Regions from separate parts of the Homo sapiens genome. Here region 1 is linked to region 2. Evidence: chromatin loops called from intact Hi-C (ENCODE). Cell type or tissue: HCT116. All regions are shown on one strand. Each heading gives the region's core, and the rest is flanking DNA. Links, peaks and the distances in the headings are about the cores only.

The links. Peaks named below come from ENCODE experiments on the same cell type or tissue, not always from the same donor. Only the 100,000 strongest peaks of a DNase experiment are listed, where the experiment ranks them.
Region 1: it touches region 2 in a loop (16-fold over the local background); 22 of 110 quality-filtered maps call a loop at or near these places.

The regions. Positions count from the first base shown.
Region 1 is chr1:50,366,397-50,371,779 of GRCh38, forward strand. No RefSeq gene overlaps it. Among named protein-coding and RNA genes, the nearest start is that of LINC02808, 48 kb to the left of the region's middle. In HCT116, for the core only: CTCF peaks have their summits at 2,245 (motif pointing right), 3,603 (motif pointing right) and 3,807; a DNase peak (open chromatin) is centred at 2,205; H3K27me3 peaks cover 1,955 bases.
Region 2 is chr1:51,187,114-51,192,496 of GRCh38, forward strand. No RefSeq gene overlaps it. Among named protein-coding and RNA genes, the nearest start is that of LINC01562, 45 kb to the right of the region's middle. In HCT116, for the core only: a CTCF peak has its summit at 2,512 (motif pointing left); a DNase peak (open chromatin) is centred at 2,478.

The sequences.
Region 1 (5,383 bases), core at 123-5,122, 820 kb before region 2:
ACATAAAATAATAGCCCTGAATCAAAGTCCCTTCCTTCCTTCCTTCTTTCCCTTCCCTTCCCTTCTCCTTCCTTCCTTCCTCCCTCCCTCCCTCCTTCCCTTCCCTTCGCTTCCCTTCCCTCCATCTTTCTTTCTCTCTCTTTCCTTCTCCCTTTCTTTCTTTCTTTCTTTCTTTCTTTCTTTCTTTCTTTCTTTCTTTCTTTCTTTCTTTCTTTCTTTCTTTTCTCTTTCTTTAACAGAGTCTGACTCTGTCATCCAGGCTGAAGTGCAAGTAGCATGATCTTGCCTCACAGCAACCTCTGCCTCCTGGAATCAAGCAATCCTCCCACCTCAGCCTCCCAAGTAGCTGGGACTCCAGGTGCCCATCTCCACACCTGGCTAATTTTTTTTTTTTTTTTGTAGGGAAGGGGTTTCACCATGTTGCCCAGGCTGGTCTTGAACTCTCAGCTCAAACCATCCTCCTATCTTGACCTCCCAAAGTACTGGGATTACAGGCATAAGCCACAGCGCCCAGCCTAAAACCCATTTCAAAGTTTAAAAGCATGTAAAGGGATAAAGGGGCATCCTTATATTTTTTAAAATGCACATATTAGGGGAATCTGGTGTGAAAAGTAGATAGGAATTCTTATAATTTTTTCCCTGTCTGAAATTTAGGGAGAAAAATTTTTTAAAAGAGAAAATTTAAAAGCTGGTCAGGTACTGTGTGCACATGGGTCTGGTTTGTTGACAGTAGGCAGCCCTGGAGTCGGGGTGTTCTGACTGGGCCATTTCATTGGGTGTCTCCCCACACCAACTCAGTACCATCTTCCAGTCTCCTGCCTGGAAGGAGGTGCTAGGAGCCCAGTGAGGCAGCAAAAGGGTGCTGTGCTGAACATGCAGGACATAAACATTCACCTAATCTGTGTTCAGTACAGGGTTCCCACTCCCAAGCACCTCCCCTCCCAGGCCACAGACCCTCTGTTTTATCCTCTCTAAATAAACCTCTAGTCTTCTGGATTATAGGGGGAGAGTGTCATCTGACTGCAGGAAGAAGAATCAAGGGCTCTAACTACTTTCTGTTTTTAGCCTAACCTACTTCTAGAAGTGCCTGAGTATTCTGGGGGTTCCCAGTGTAAACCCAGTTGCTCATGTAGACCTGTTAGGGTGTAAGATGCAGCTTTCTGAGGTCTGTTGCGTCAAATGTTGCTCTCTGCTCCAGCTTCCAAAATGCTGCTTGAAATTTGCTAGGAGGGTAAGACTTAAGTATTCTCACTACACCAAAAAAGAAAAAAAAAAAAAAGGTAACTGTATGAGGTGACAGATACGTTAATTAGCTTGGTTGTGGAATCATTTCACAATGTATGCCTATATCAAAACATCATGTTGTACACCTTAAATATATACAATTTTTGTCAATTATACCTTAATACAGCTAGAAGAAGATTTTAATGCTACTGTCTTCGCTGTTGTTCTCTTTGTCCTTGTGGGTTTGAATATTTTAATAAAATCTCTTTGCTGTCATTTTAGTAGAGTTTCAGGAAAAACCACATGTCCAACCTGTCATCATCAACTGGAAGTCCTTTGCTATGTTTTCTAATCTTCTACAATGACATGCATTGCTTGTGCAATTTTAAAATATATTTAAGCACATAAAAGAACTAAATGTTGTGAAACCATATAAAACAGTTTAGAAATAGGATGTTCATCAGGCTTCTGACGGGAGGATAATTAAGCTCTGAAAAGCGGCTGGGTGATGTGAAAGAACTTGAAGATTGGGCTCACATCCCAAGGCTGTCTTTCATTGGCATTGTGACATGAAGGTGAATACAATCCTCTGTGAACGCATTTTAACCCTCGGTTACCATATGAGGGGAGGCGTCTGTAGGGTCAACTGCACAAGGCTTGAGAGTTCAAATCTCGCTGAATTCTAGAGGCAAAAAAGGAGGTCCTGCACCCAGGCCAAAGCCCTCCTTTGGCGCTGAGGCTCAGGAAAGAGCACGTCAGTACCCGCTGTTAACTCGGAACTGAGGCTGCAGCCAGGCCTCTGTCCCCCGCACCAAGAACAAGGTAAAAATAAATCCAGAGAGTGAGTCAAGTCAGGGGCTCGGCGCCAAACCCACAGCCCCGGCCCCATGGATGCATAGGGCGGTCCACACCTGTATCTACCAGCGCTCACCTCCAGCGTTAAACCCAGGTGCGCGGCGGCCGGGATAAAGTGGGGCACGCGAGGAACTGACTTTCTATATTATACCACACGGGGGCAGCAGAGGACAGGCAGAGAAAACCGAGAGGGTCTTGGGAATGGGGTGGGAGAAGGTAGGAGACTGGGAGAGAATATAAAGGGACAGAAAATACACTAAAAAGAGATGGCAGAAAAAAGAAGGGCGCGGGAGACAGACTCGGGGCGATAAAGGGAGGAAGCACTACTAACGTAGTGATCCCGCACATATGGACAGTTACTATGTGCAAGGTGCTGGGCACTCACTGTGTCATGGAGTACAGGAGCTCGTTTCATAGTTGAAGAAACAGGATGGGAGGTGGCGTGGCCAGCCTTCAGTCACAGCATGGGCACCAGCACCTACTGGCAGGGTTATTTAACTTCTCTGTGCCTTGCTTTTCTTATCTACCTCACAAGGTTGTGAGGATGAAATGAGATAACACGTGTAAAGCTCCAGAACAGCACCTGGCACATGGCTAACATTCAACAAACGCCAACGATGATGATGATGATGGTGGTGGTGGTGATGATGATGATGATGGTGGTATAATGATGATAGTGATGATGGTGATGGTGATGATGGTGATGATGATGATGGTAATGGTGGGGGTGATGGTGGTGGTGGTGATGGTGGTGGTGATGATGATGATGGTAGTGATAATGATGATGATGGCGATGATGGTGATGGTATAATGATGTTGGTGATGATGATGGTGATGATGATGATGGTGGTGGTGATGATGATGGTGATGGTGGTGGTGATGATGATGGTGACAATGAAGATGGTGGTGATGATGATGATGATGGTGGTGATAATGATGACAGTTATGATGGTGATGGTGATGGTGATAATGGTGGTGGCAATGATGATGGTGATTATGATGATGATGATGATGGTGATGATGATGATGGTGATGACGATGGTGATAATGATATTGTTGAATCCCTACATGGAGGAGGACCCTTGGTTTCCAGGTTTGTGGAGTGCTGTTGAAAAAATCTTCCCCCATATTTCAGATGGGGAACTGAAGCCCAGTAAGATTGCATGACAGCACAGGGACCTACAGCCATGCAATACGAGGGCCAGGATTCAAAATCAGGTCATTTGACCCTTTCCACCTCACCCTCTACCTCAGCACGGGACAGAAAGTGCCTGTTCATCCCAATTGCTAAAATATGTGCCACATTTACCTGCTGAGTGCAGCCTGATGCCAGGCCCAGGGCTGACACCATGTTTTGCTCTCAAGCAGCTTACTCTTGGGAATGAAAGGTCAGAGCGAAGAGCAGGTGGGAGGTCTGTTGGACGTGCTCACCATCCCTGTTGTGGACAAAGAGAAGAGGATCCGGTCCTGCTCATGTCTCACACGCCCAATTTCTGGCCTGTCAGGGACAAATATCTGGATAGTGAGCATGCCAAACAGATGTCACCAGGAGAGGGAGCATGTTGCTATGGGAGGAAGGCTGCACCTGGTCTCCAAAGCCTGACCTCCAATTGCAGCTGGGTGCCCCTAGGTCAAGTACTTAAACATCCTCCTCTGCCGCAACCTCTTCATCTGCAAAACGAGAATAATAATGATCCTCTCTTCCTCAACAAGGCAGGGTGAGAAGATGAAATGATGCGATTAATGCAAAGGGTCAGCCTGGCACACAGGATTCTCCAAGCAGGGAGTTCTGTTATCTGGAAAAGGAGAATGATAATATTCTCACTGGGTTATTTCATAGAGTGACAGAAATTATTGGTGTTCCAGTGCCTGAGACACAGCAGATATTCAATCAGCCCTGCTGCGTTAAATCAGATCTGCTGCCATGCTTCGTAGCATTGGAGTCCCTCACAGGGATGCAACGTCCCAATACAGGTTGGCCTTTTCAGCTAACAACAATAACTTGGGAACAATGCCTTTGCACCTCTCAACCATGTACCTCAAGAAGAATGTGTGCATGGGACGGTGAACACTTCAAAGGAGAGTGAGCTTCGGGACCTCCTTCAAGGAGCCCTGGGTCAGCCCCTGCTGTGTCCACTGGTGACCGTATGGTCCTCTCTCCTGATGCATCCCCTCCTTCCTTGGCCCTCACTCACTCTTAGCGGGTGACCCCAGACTGATTCACAGAGCCAACTGTGGCCCCAAAACAACCCCTAGCAGCTTTCTTTTCAACAGTGGCCAGCAACCTCCACAATCCTTGCCCCTGTCCTTCTGCCCCTCTGAAAAGCAGAGTCCTTTCTCTGGCCCAAAGCTACTCTCTGCCCATGCACCTCTTCATCCACCAGTTCCTCTCTCCTGGCAGCTTCCCACCAGAAGTGAAGCTGGCTCCACACGCCAGCAGATCGCCGCCACAGTCTTCGCTTTCTCCCCTCCTGCCCAAATGCTCTTCTCCTCTCCCCTGGCTTCCACCTCCACCCTACTCCTCTGAAACAAAGGCCCCTTGTCGCCTCTTGAAAGTTTCTCACCCTCTCTGAAGAGGCTTAGTGAATTTTCCAAACAAGCAATGAAAGGAAACCTCTCTATTTACCAAAGCAGCCCTTTAGCAGCCTGAAGCAGTGTCAACCCTCCCTCCTTAAAAACCTCCCATGCTCCTTTGATGCCAGCGCTCCAGGTTTTCCTCCTATCTCTCTGCCCACATCTCCTTTGACTCCTCAGTAGACTCCTCTTTTTCCCTGCTGACAATTCCTGAAATCTCTGTCTTCAGCCCAAATCTTTCACCTGAGCACAGACTCACATGCCCAGCTGCCTCCTCTCCATCTCCACTTGCATGTCCCACAGAAACCTTTGACCCAAAGTGTCAACAAATGAGCTGACTTCCTTCTCCCCTCCTCAGACTTTGCCATCTCCATGCCCTCAGCCAACCAAGCCCAAAAACTCTGCCAGACCCAGTGCTTCTCTTGTTCTCATCCCCGTGGCCAATCAACCTTCATGTCCTGTCAACTCTGCTCTCCAAAACTCCCTTGGGTCCACCTTCCTCCAGTCAGCCCAGGGAACACTCAAGACTACATTCCTCCAGTCCACCTGCTCTGGGAAGTCTTCCATGCTTGCCCCAGGCACCATTAGGGGCTCCCTCCTTGGAGCCCCCTGCCCTCTGTACACCACAGGTTGTGCACTGGCCACTCAGGGACCACAGCCAGCCTTCAGATGTGTAGTGTTTTCCTTCACTATGAAGGCCATCACACAGCTTTTAAAAACAAGTCACTAC
Region 2 (5,383 bases), core at 223-5,222:
CCACCACTGTACTCCAGCCTGCATGACAAAGTGAGACTCTGTCTCAAAAAATAAATAAATAAATGAAGTATACCCACTGCCACATCAGCATAAAGATTAGTGTTTTGTATCTCTTGCTGACTGCCTATAAAATCATGCAATCATTGTAGAGAGTTTTGAAAATGCAGAAAGTGGGAAAAACTATCCATAACTTAAAAGTTCACAATTGCATTCACTTTTCTTCTCTTAAACATAAAAATATACATATTTACAAAATTGGGATTATGGCATATATAAGATTTATATCTTACTTTTTACTTATGTATCATGACTATTTTCAGCAGTGCTTTTTAAAAAAAATTAGAATGGTGACTATTTAAGATTTCCTGAGTATAAAGTAAAATGATGAGTGAAGGCAGGCAATAAATGTGACATCCAGTTATAAAACATCAGAGTTGGGCTGGATGTGGTGGCTCAGACCTGTAATCCTAGCACTTTGGGAGGCCAGGGCAGGAAGATTGCTTGAGCCCAGGAGTTCAAGACCAGCCTAGGCAATGGAGCAAGACCCCATCTGTAAAAATAATTAAAAGGCCAGGTGTGGTGGTTCATGCCTGTAATCCCAGCACTTTGGGAGGCCAAGGCAGGAGGATCACTTGAGGCCAGGAGTTCAAGGCTGAAGTGAGCTATGATCCTGCCACTGAACTCCAGTTGGGTGACAGAGTGAGATCTTGTCTTTAAAAAGAAAGGGGACTGGGTGCAGTGGCTCATGCTTGCAGTCAGGAGTTTGAGACTAGCCTGGCCAACGTGGTGAAACCTCGTCTCTACCAAAAATACAAAAATGAGCCAGGCAGTGTGGTGGTAGGTGCCTGTAATCCTAGCTACTCAGGGGGCTGAGGCAGGAGAATCGCTTGAACCCAGGAGGCAGGGGTTGCAGTGAGCCGAGATCATGCCACTGCACCCCAACCTGGGTGACAGAGCAAGACTTTGTCTCAAAATATAAAAAATAATTTTTTTAAAAAATTAGCCAAACGTGGTGTTACTGCACCTATAGTCCTAGCTACTCAGGAGGCTGAAGCGGGAGGATCACTTGAGCCCAGGAGACTGAAGTTGCAGTGAGCTATAATCACAGCTCTGCACTCCAGCCTAGGTGACAGAGTGAGAATATCTCCCTAAGAAATAATAATAATAATAATTAATAAATAAAATAAAATATCAGAGTTGAAATAGGCCTTAGACATTATCTTGTTTAAAATTTTTGGTTATAGTTGGACAGACTTAAGCCCAGGAAGCAAAACTGACTCATCAAAGATAATTTGCTTAGGTAAACAAATTTATTGATTGAACTATTATTATGTATCAGAATCTGTGGTAGGGTGACCAGTTGTCCTGGTTTGCCTGGAACTGAGGAGTTCCAGGGACATGAGATTTTCAATGCTAAAACTGGAACAGTCAGGGTAATCACTCTATGGTTCTCCCTGTGTACATGTTAATAAATTTGTATGAGCTGGGCACAGTGGCTTATGCCTGTAATCCCAGCACTTTGGGAGGTCAAGGCAGGTGGATCACTTGAGCTGAGTCCGAGACAAGCCTGAGCAACATAGAAAAACCTCGTCTCTACAAAAAAAAAAAAAAAGAATAAATGTGTTTGCCTTTTTTCCAAAAAACAAAACTAAAAAACAAAAAATAGCCTGGGGTCTGGTGGTGTGTGCCCATAATCCCAGCTACTCAGGAGGGTGAGGCAGAAGGACTGCTTGAGCCCAGCCCTGGGCAACATAGCAAGACCCCATCTCAAAAAAACAAAACAAAACTGGAATAATCCCAAGCAAACCTGGACAGTTGGTTGCTCTATTACTAGGCCCTGGAGACAGAACAACTTATGAGATATGACTTCTGCTCTCAAGTCGGAGAGACATGTGAGCAAATCATTACAATATGATATGTACCAAAAGAGCTCCCACACTGTAAGTGAGGCAAGATTTCTGAGGTCCTGAAACCTCTAGGACAAGAAGGGAGTTAAGCAGATTAAAGCCAGAGTAGGAATGGGGCCATTTGGAAAGCATCGAGTCTGAACCATCAGTACAGTAAAAGACACAGTAGTAAAAAATAATAGCTAAGAATTTACTGATAATTTAGCTATGCGCCAGGCATTATGCTATATATTATCTGCTTTAATCTTTACAACCCCATAAGGTTGGATTTGTCATATGAGTGATGAAGACACCATTGGAGAGTTTTAAGCAGAAGAGTAATATAATTGTGTGCTTTAAAGATAAATGATCACTATGGCAGTATGTAAAGAGCTTTTAAAAAATCCAATACACGTACACACTCTTTTGAAATATCTGTAATCCCCCAAACCCAGTTTCATAAAAGAGATTCCAGATTCACAATACAGTTTAAAACCAAATTGTTTAACATCTTAACTCCTCTATTCTTTTTATTTTTTCTGTTCTTCCATTGGCTTTCTACCAATGTACAAACTCTGTAAGGAAGTTATTAGGTTCTATGGCAAGGGCTCCCTCTGTTGGTTGTGCAGCAACACAACAGCAACTATTTGACATCCAGCAGAAACAATTGCTTTAGGTTTTTACAGTAATCCTTTTTTAAAGAAAATCAGAGATCTTTCCTCTAAATTTCAATAATTTGTGAAATATGGAAACAAATATAAGACCCAGTTATTCAGTCTTTGAAGTTTAAACCAAAGAAAAATTTTCTTACTTGCAGTCACCATTTTCACTGGCATCATTCCATGTCTTCATCAAAGAGCCATTTACATTCATTAAACTGGACAGCTATTTGAATTTCATAATAGAATTATCCAGACCTTCATTTCCTATTATGCCCATAGTCATACAAATGAACTTTGTTATCACTTATCAGTAATAATCACTCATTGAGAATGTCATTTCTATACAGCTCCCAGATCGCCTAAGCCCATGACAGATTGGCTCCCAATTCCTCCAAATGAATGCCTGGCAGCGGCTGCAATAAAAGCTCCACCATGTAGGACTAACCCCTTCAGGCTGTAGACAGAATAATTTGCTCATTCAACCAAGATCCACTTCTACTTGCTCCAAACCAATTCTGCTCTTGGGAGACAGTTTAATAACGTAGACACTAAACTCAAGAACCCCCTGGTGTAGTGTGGAAGATATTTAACATTTGAAGCATGGCTCCAACTTGAAGCAGACTACAATAAATGTCATTAACATAGTACAATGCGCCATAAAAGCAGAAGGAAATAGCAAGTATGATTGAGAGACTTCAGGCAGACATCTTGGAGAAGGTACTATCTGGCTTGAACAGGACAAAAGATCCATGGTGTCAGGAATGTTTGTTTTGTCCATCACTGTATCCTAAGTTCCTGTAACTTTCATTGGCACATGGTAAGTGCTTAGTAAATAGTTACTGAATGAATGAGTAGATTTTTGAAATCAATAGGAATTTTACTTACAGGAAAAGGCAGAGAAAAAGAATTTCCCTTTTGAAAATGCTTATCCTCAAAACCTAAACAAACCTTTTGTTTGTTTAGCCTGCCAAAACCCTTCCCTTGGCTCTCTAATTTCTTCAGGATGAAATACTGTCCCTGTCTGCCAGGCATGGTAGCTCATGCCTATAATCCCAGCACTTTGGGAGGCTGAGGGAGGAGAATCACTTGGGGCCAGGAGGTCACCAACGTGGGCAACATAGCAAGACCATGTCTCTATATATTTTTATTATTATTATTAACAGAGTGTGGTGGCACACACCTCTAGTCCCAGCTACTCAGGCGGCTGAGGTGGAAGGATAGCTTGAGCCCAGGAGTTTGAGGCTACAGTGAGTTGTGATGGAGCCACAGCACTCCGGCCTGGACAACCTGGTCTCAAAAAAAACAAAAAGAAAAGAAAAGAAAAAAAGAGCCCACGTATTTTCCCTTTATCTGCCTTTTTCACCATTAGCTTCATCTTCAGGCTGGTAACAGGATGGCTACAGAGGTTTCAAGCATCACAAAATCCAGAGGAAGAAGAGGAACTTCTTCTTTCTGTAGAATAAGGAAGTATTTTCCAGAAGCTCCCCACAATACTTTCCCTTGTCCACTTGGCCATCCCTAAATCACTCACTAGCAAGGGGGATGATGTTCCCATAAATAGTTTGGCTGATCATCTAAGGTAGAGTGGAAGTTGGTGACCTTTTATGTTAGTTACTGCAGTAAGGTCTTGCTGTAACTCCTCAGCCCCCAGAATTGGATACCTTATGTCTCTGTGTATCTGCTTTTGTGACCCTGCCCTGAAACTCACTACCATGTTCATACCCTAGACCTTGTCCCTACCAATAAATGTGTCTCTCCATAATTTCAATTTCAGGGATCCCACCCTCTGACTTTCTATATTTCCAGCTCACTTTTTTAATATCAACTCCAACAATCTTCCAATCCCACAGGGACCTATATGCCACTGATGATCTTACCACATTCCTTTTCACAATCTTCCATCCCCTACACAAATTCTTCTATATCCAGCTTAAATATCATGGTCAATCATTATAATCACTCTCTTGCATATCCCCTGGACTCCCTTGCTCCCTTCACTTCATGGTACTCTCTTGGCAAATCTGCAGTTCTGCTTGTATCCAACTCTCTGCTTACTCAGTACCTGGACCAAGACCTGGAGTAGGACTGGAGAAAAATACATACCAATGTTAATTAGTCTTACTCTACGCTTAATGTCTTTACTGCTGAATAGTAAAGCTGCTTAGCAATTACAACGTATTTCTCCAGTCCATTTTATGTTTCATTCTCTGAGATGACCTCCATGAGATCTCCTGTCTCCTAAAACTTTCAATACCTCCTTTTGATTTTTTTGTTTTTTCCTGCAAATGCTATGGTGACTTACCTTCTTTTCAGTGCTTGTTTTCCAGCTGCTTACTTTGCTTATTTTACCGAGAAAACACAGGCAACTAGAGGGGAATTTCCATATGTTCCCATCACCCCCATCTAACTCCTAGCTACATCAGTGCTCACACCTCTGCTTTCTCTGTTAATGTGGATGCAGTCTGTGATCTAGCAGACCCATTCTTATTATGCAGTAGATTCCATCCCTTCCCATCAACTCAAAGAAATTTCCCCCAGCAATTCTTCCATTCTATATTCTGCATCACCAATATTTTTTATTTTATTTATTTATTTATTTATTTATTTATTACTAGATCAGGAATAATTTTGCCATCCCCCTTCCACAAGAGACATTTGGCAATTTCTGGAGACTCTTGTGGTTATCACAACCCAGGAAAGAAGCAGGGCGCACTACTGGCCTCTAGTGGACAGAATGCTAAGAAGCTTTCTAAACATCTTACAATGCAGAGGATGGCCCTTCTTAACAAAGAATTATTCTGCCTAAAATGTCAGTCCCAAATTGAGAAACCCTGT